Regions from separate parts of the Mus musculus genome. Here region 2 is linked to region 1. Evidence: chromatin contacts called from ENCODE Hi-C or POLR2A ChIA-PET data. All regions are on one chromosome and are shown on one strand. The core of a region is the stretch at or near the end of the contact, and the rest is flanking DNA. Distances in the headings are between cores, read along the strand shown.

What was found. A loop is a pair of places that touch in the nucleus more often than their neighbours do. ChIA-PET counts read pairs that join two places held with the same protein, here RNA polymerase II (POLR2A).
Region 2: a loop to region 1 is called in a map of heart, with 2.8 times the contacts of the local background. The contact joins the promoter of Rel here to the promoter of 0610010F05Rik in region 1. A Hi-C loop is called at or near these places in 1 of 37 maps with a recorded cell type or tissue (heart). POLR2A ChIA-PET finds 5 or more read pairs at or near these places in 1 of 5 experiments (Patski).

What each region holds. Positions count from the first base shown.
Region 1 is chr11:23,631,768-23,634,941 of GRCm38, forward strand. It overlaps 0610010F05Rik (RIKEN cDNA 0610010F05 gene), which reads right to left and starts at 1,864. Exons shown (of 22, transcript NM_027860.3): 1 at 1,726-1,864.
Region 2 is chr11:23,769,440-23,773,018 of GRCm38, forward strand. Rel (reticuloendotheliosis oncogene) reads right to left here and starts at 1,530. Exons shown (of 10, transcript NM_009044.3): 1 at 1,241-1,530. The coding sequence starts at 1,250.

The DNA of each region.
Region 1 (3,174 bases), core at 614-3,113:
TTATCCACCTGGGGTAGGTCTGGCTTTGTAGTCCAGGCTGGCTTCTAACTCATGATCTTCCCGTCTTAGAGCACAGGGATTTCAAGTGTGTTCAGACACACTCAGCTCTTTGATTCCTCAAAAAAAAACAAACAAACAAACAAAAAAAAACCCCAGCAAAACAGATAGTGCCAAAAAATGTTTGCTGACTTAATAAAGTCTCAAAGCCTTAAAGAAACAATGTATCTTTTGGAACCCACTCCAAGCTGAAGATTTACAATTTATATGAATATTTAAGTACACACATTAAATAATGTGGAATCTTAATCTTCAGTGAACAAAATGTTGTTCTCTGCTTACATGGGTAATGTGTGCATTCCTTTTCCTGAGGACAAATGATTTGGAAAGCGGTGTTTAATTATAATTTGTTTGGACCTTAGGAAGACGTTTAGGATGGGAATGGAGATGTGCGAGGCCCTGGGTTGGACAACCAGCACTGGAAAGGAGAAAAGGCGACTAAACAGTTTAAAGTAGAACTCAAGACAAAGACCCCTTGTGTGCTGCTTTTTCACTTTTAACTTTCAGATATTTAATTAAAATTTATTTTCTGTTTTTGGTGGTGGTGGTGGCAGTGTACTCCACAAATGAGCTAAGTTCCCAGCACTTAATTAAAATAACAAGAAAGATGTCTCCATCAAATTCTTAAAAACTTGTATATTTCAAATATAATACTCATTTATTCGTGGTAATGGATGATTTAAGTAACTTGGGTGTGAATTTTTTTTCTGTTGACACAATTGAATCTTTCCAATCAAGGGAAAAAAACTACTGTGTATTCTAGTTAAACTAATCTCTGAGAATGTTTCCTTTAGGGTATGAATAACATACAGTCTTAGAACAGCTGGCACATGCATCTCATTCTGGAGAAAGGTATAAACGTATAAAAAACTATGACCAAAAGAAAATATCTAAAACTCAAAATTATCCTCTCATGCATGACACCATACTTTAAAAGTGTTTAAGGTATAATATATTTAGTAAATAAATAACATTATTTACTAAAATATAAAAATTCTATTGTTTTAACATTTTACACCTTTAAAGAACATAACCTATTCCTTATTTTGGCTTATTCATATGGACAAGCATCTGCTTTTCATTTTTCAATGAAAAGGGGGCTCTTGATCTTTCCCTAGGCAGAGGAGGGAGTGGAGGTGGGGGGTGGTCACAGGGACAGGTGGAAGGCCTCTGGCACAGCAGAGGGAGGCTGTTAGTCCTGATCTACAACAGACTTCCTGACTCTCATCCACACGTGTGACCCAGCCGGTTGGCTCTGATTCTGAAAGACCGGACATCACTGCCCACCCGGGTAAGTAGCCTTTCCAAGCCCGGGTCCGAGGCTCCCTGCGCGGCGCGTCCTCGGGACCGGGATTCCGCGGCGTGGACACCGACTCGAGGCGCGGGCTGGAGAGGAGCAGACAAAGGCATCGGAAAGCAGCCTGGCGGGGACTGTGAGGGCCGGAGTCCGGCGACCGAAGCTGGGCTCCGTCGCCAAGAGCGTAGGCGAGGGCGGCGGCGGGACGGGGCCGCAGGCAGCGCCCGGGCGTCCGCGGGCTTCCGGGCAGCGGGGCCCCGCACCGCCCGCCCGCCCGCCAGTCCGCCCGCCCGGATGGGCAGCGGCGCTCCCGGCCCTCGCCCCACTCCAGCTTCCGAGTGGGTGCCCCAGCCTCTCAGCGTCTCTCTCACCTCCACAGGGCCGCGGCGGCCCTCACCGCGCCGGTGTCACCTGCAGCGGCCAGCACCGCCCGCGCTCGCGCCCAGAACGGCGCGACCCGGCGCACACGCCAGGCTGAGGCGGCCTCACGAGCCGCGGCCGCACCCGCCTGCGCCCGCTAGCCAGCCGCCCAGCAAGAGCGCCGAGGGGCGGGGCCTGATCGACGCGCCCGGGCCAATCGCAAGCTAGCGCCGCAGCAGAGCATCCAATGAGCGACGAGATCCTGCGGGTGGGCGGGTGCGGGCGGTGCCAGAGTGCAGCCCACCGCTGCACAGAGCCTGCTCTTCACCCTGCCCTCTCTGGCTCGTCCTCTCTGGCCTGTCGCAGTGCAGCGTCCCCACTCTCTTAGCGTCATGTCTCTTAGCGACTAGGTCCTCAGCGCTTGATCTTGAACGTGGGAGATAAAGGGAGCTCGAATGAAAAGAATAAATCTTTCCCTGTCACTCATTTTGCTATAAGCTGCTTAGGTTCAACAGAAAAAATATATGATTGGATAGGGCGTTGGCTGGGACTTAGAAACATACTGTAAACTGAAAAGCTGGCGACTTCTCAGATATAGTGTGGCAAATGTTCCAGTGTTAAACTTGGAAGGCTGATTGATGTTCAGTCTTAGAGCACTGATGGAAATGTATTAGTGGCCAGATGTGAGTTTTCGTTGGCAATCACTCCATGGTTCTGGCAAGATTAAACTAAAACAGTGTCCACTAATAAACCTGTTTGCAAGCAGAGAGAGACAGAGACAGAGAGAGAGAGAGAGAGAGAGAGAGAGACAGAGAGAGAGAGAGACAGAGACAGAGACAGAGACAGTGAGAACGAGCAATGTATTCAGTGTAAGCTGTATATCAAAAAGAATATAAGTAACTCTCAATGTTATGGTTTCGATCAAATCTTCATTTCTTTTTTGTTTCCCAGAGGAAGTTGAACGTTTGTTTGTTTTTTGTTGTTGTTTATTGTTTTCTCTTCAATCGCCTTATCTGCCAAGGCTTTCCTCCTACCACTCAAATAGATCTCCCTTCCCACTGGGGGGAGGTGGTCTCAATGTGCAGGTAGAGTCCAAATTATGCCCAAGGAATGAGGCTTCCACATTTGATAATGGGCCTCAGACCTCAGCGAAGCTCCGAGTAGCACGGTGAGAGAAGCACTTGGATCATTTCGCAGGCTCAGGCTTCCTGCTGGGAGCGAATGGTCCCTGTCTTGCTCTCAGGAGAACATGTGTTCACATTCAGCTTGAACTTCAGTGGCTGCACATAGAGCTTTCGACCTCCAAGTCAGATAAGTGTGGCAGCAGATAAGCCACGGTTTCTGCTTTATGAATGCTTCGTGATGCCCAGGTTTTTGTAACCAGACTTGTGAAGGGCTCATTTGTCAAATTAATGCATGCAGTAAAGGAAGCCTATCATCCATGGAACATTTATATATGC
Region 2 (3,579 bases), core at 280-2,779, 140 kb after region 1:
ATTGCATTCATACACTATATAATAAGATTCTATTAGGTAGACAAGGACAGAACTGTTTTAACAAAGCTTGCCACTCTTTACAAATGTCATACAAAAATCTCTTTCTGATTACCAATGAATTAAATACTTAAAGCCTTTTTGTGCTTCTAATCAGAACATGAGTTAAATTTACAAATTTACTAGAGCATCTGAAAGCCTGGCTTCATTTAAATGGGTAAAGAGAAAGTTGAAATATTTTAAACTACACTTGTTTTCTCATGAAAACCACAGACAAACTGAAATCAAGTGTCATGTGAAACACCCCAGTTTCCTTTACAGCAGGAGTTATGATATTGTTCTGCTCAACTCTTAAAGAGTTCACTAAGCTTTCTACTTCCTCTTCTCTGCCAGACGTCGGCTGCCTTCTACTGAGGGTCACTGGGAAGATAAGGGTCAGCGTCCTGCTACAGACAGAAGGTGTCATTTTTAGCTCCCACCACCATCTCAGCTGCTTCAAGTGCTTGCTTTACATATAGTACGACTGTCATACTAAACTCCCCTGTCCTGTAAACTGTTTCTTATAAATGTCCCCCTCAAAGCAGATGATCCAAAACTTACTAGTGGCAGATAAAACACTGACATTAAACGATGACATTTTCAACCCTACCAGTTACTTTAAAGTATAATCAAATCTCGTCCTCTTGCTGCTAACAAAACGCGCGTGCAGGTTTGGGGTTGGGGGTTGAAGGGATCGAGGTCTCTACACGGTAAATTAGACAAGCAACATCTTTAGCTCGTGGGGGCGGGGGTAGTGTTTTCGCTTGGAACGAATTAAAACGCCACTGAGGACTTTCACAGCCACGCCACATTCTGTACCAGTGTCAGCCGCTAGCACGATTGGACTTAAAAAAAGAAAGCTCGTCTGAGGTCCGGAGGTTCCTCTTTTTTGTTCAAAAATGTAAAACTGGGTCTCCATACCACTGAGTCTTTAAACGCGAGGCTTCTCTGCTCTCCTTTACTGAGATTACCCCCTGTGATCCTAAAAGCACACCGTTGGGAATTTCGAAGGTTCTGGCTATTAGGAGAAGATCAGATTACAGTGCGCCGCTTTGATTTCACACGCAAACCCCGGAGCGGGCAACTTTTCAAACGGCTGACAATTTGCCAGATGAGAAGACTTGAAAGGCAGACCGTCCTAACCCCAAACGGAGCCCCCGACAGCTCCTCCCCGTGACCCGCGAGTGCTCGCCCCGGTACTCACTCGAGGCCATGGCTCGGCTCCGCGCGCCGCTCGCTGCAGCTTCCAGCGTCCGGCCCGAGGCTGCAAGGCAGCCAGTCAGTCAGTCAGTGAGTCAGTCAGCCAGGCAGTCGGTCAGGCAGGCAGTCAGCCAGCTAGCCCGTCAGTCAGCCAACCAGTGAGGAGGCTGAGCAGCCTCCGCAGCCGGGACGCCTGTCCTCGGACCACCCCCGGGCCTCCTCTTCTTTCCCGGCTCCTCTGGGTTTGCGGCTCACACCTTCCCACCCCCGAATCTTCGCGCTCCGGTCACTAGTGTCCTGGCGTCGCCTTGCCAGGATGCCGCGGCAGGGGCAGGGGGCGGGGCGGACCGCCCGGCGGAACGTGGGGGGAGGGGGGGGGATTTCCCGCTGCTTACGTCACTCGCGCCACCGCCTACCCGGGGCGGGGGGCGGAGCCTCGCGGCGGGCGCGCGACCCCGCGCGGGCCAGTGCGCTTACTTCCTCCAGAGCCACCACAGCCTGCACGCTCGCGCCGGGAGCTCCGTGAGGGCGCGCAGCGACGACTCCGCGCGTGAGAAGCCGTCGGTCCCTGAGAAATCCCCCTCCTCCAGAGTCCTTGAGAGCGCCGCTTAAAGCCGAGGGGCGTGTTCGTGACGTCATGCTGGCCGAGCGGCCGGAGGCGGGCCGGGCGGTGCACCGGGCGCGCTCCTTGGCCGCCCGAGGCCCGCCCGGGGTTTTCGACCGGTGGTTCCCCCTCTTCCCGATTTCGCACATGCAAATCTCCGCCCCCGCGCCAGAGAGTTGTCCGGGTGCTCTGGAGGGGAAGTGCGGAAGCGCCAGCGCCCGCGTTCGGCAGTAAGGCGCAGATTTGCATACGGGGACCCCCGCAGCCTTATTTTCCCTCTATATCTACATTACGTCTTTTACCTACCAAAGTTTTTCAGCTGCACTGCGAGGCCGCTAACCCCATTCTGTATAAATGTACACGACGTCCAGAGATTGGCCGAGATACCCACGGCCTGAGGCCTGGACCGAACTTTGGTGCTTTGACAGGTCAGGCGGAATCTTGTTTGCCTTCAGTTGCTAATACGCACCTGTTCTCTTAGTCTATGATGTATTAGCATGTCATTGTATACACGAGTATTAGGGTTGATTGGGGTTTGGAGAAGCTGAGTAGCTTGTCCATACTTTAGAGTTCTAGAAAGGAATTGCACGATTTAAGCTTAAGATTATCCAGCCCCGTTTAGCGCACTGCACTCCCAGCACGCGGGAGGCTGAGGTAGGTGGACTGTCTCAACAACAGAAATAACTCAGGGTTATCTGGCTCCACCTCTTACGTTCTCCAGTCATTTACTGACTAAAACAAGTAATGGAGGGGAAATAGAGAATATCATCTTGCATGGCCAACAAGATAGCTTAGAGAATAATTGCGCTTGCTACCAAGCCTGACAAATTGAGTTTGATCCATGGAAGGACAGAATCAACTTCCAAAAGTTGTCCTCTTACCTCTACATGCGCTTCAAAGAACGCCAAAGTGTGTGTGTGTGTGTGGGGGGGGGGGGGTTGGATAATTAAAATATATACTATCCTGTCATAAAAAATTCATCCTGTTATACAACTCCCCCAAAGTGAAGGAAATAATTAAAATCTGCTAGTTCCAAATTGTCTTCTCAAAGAGTATAAATAGCAGTTGTGTTTTTAGTTAAACACAATCATAAACAAGTCACAAAGATATAAAATAAAATAAAACAATTAGCAGGGTGAACTATGTTCAGCGCTCCAGAGGTCAAGACCACAGAATCATAACTTTGAAGATAGGATGAGCCACAAAACACTGAACACACCAATACACACACACACATGAATGCAGGCATACTTCAGCTTTTAACTCAACCATATCTGAATGACATAGTTTCTACTTACTGTCTTTATTCAAAGAAAAAGTAAATAGGAGGTTGAAATTCTCATGGATATTTTTAGACCTTGTGCTAGGGGAAGGTGTCACTGTACACCTGATAAGGCTGCTTGTCATTGGGGTTTACAGAGACTAACACGTGGTAATTTTAGTACTGGGTGGCATGTCTGTAATCCCAGCATTTGGGAGGTGGAGGTAGGACCAGCAGGGGTTCTAGGTCATCCTCCACTATATAATGAGTTTATAAAGCCAGCCTGAGCTATGAGGGAGTCTGTCTCAAAACACAAGCATGCATAAGTCTTGATGTCACTGCATTTCTATAAAGAAAATAAGGTAGTGGGGGTAGTAGAAACCAACTGGGCTCTCTAGAAGGACATTCTGTAGAGGCCATGTTTGAGCTGAGTCAGTGGTTGCTACTGGAAACTTTAGTCATGCAGTTGATGCAGTAC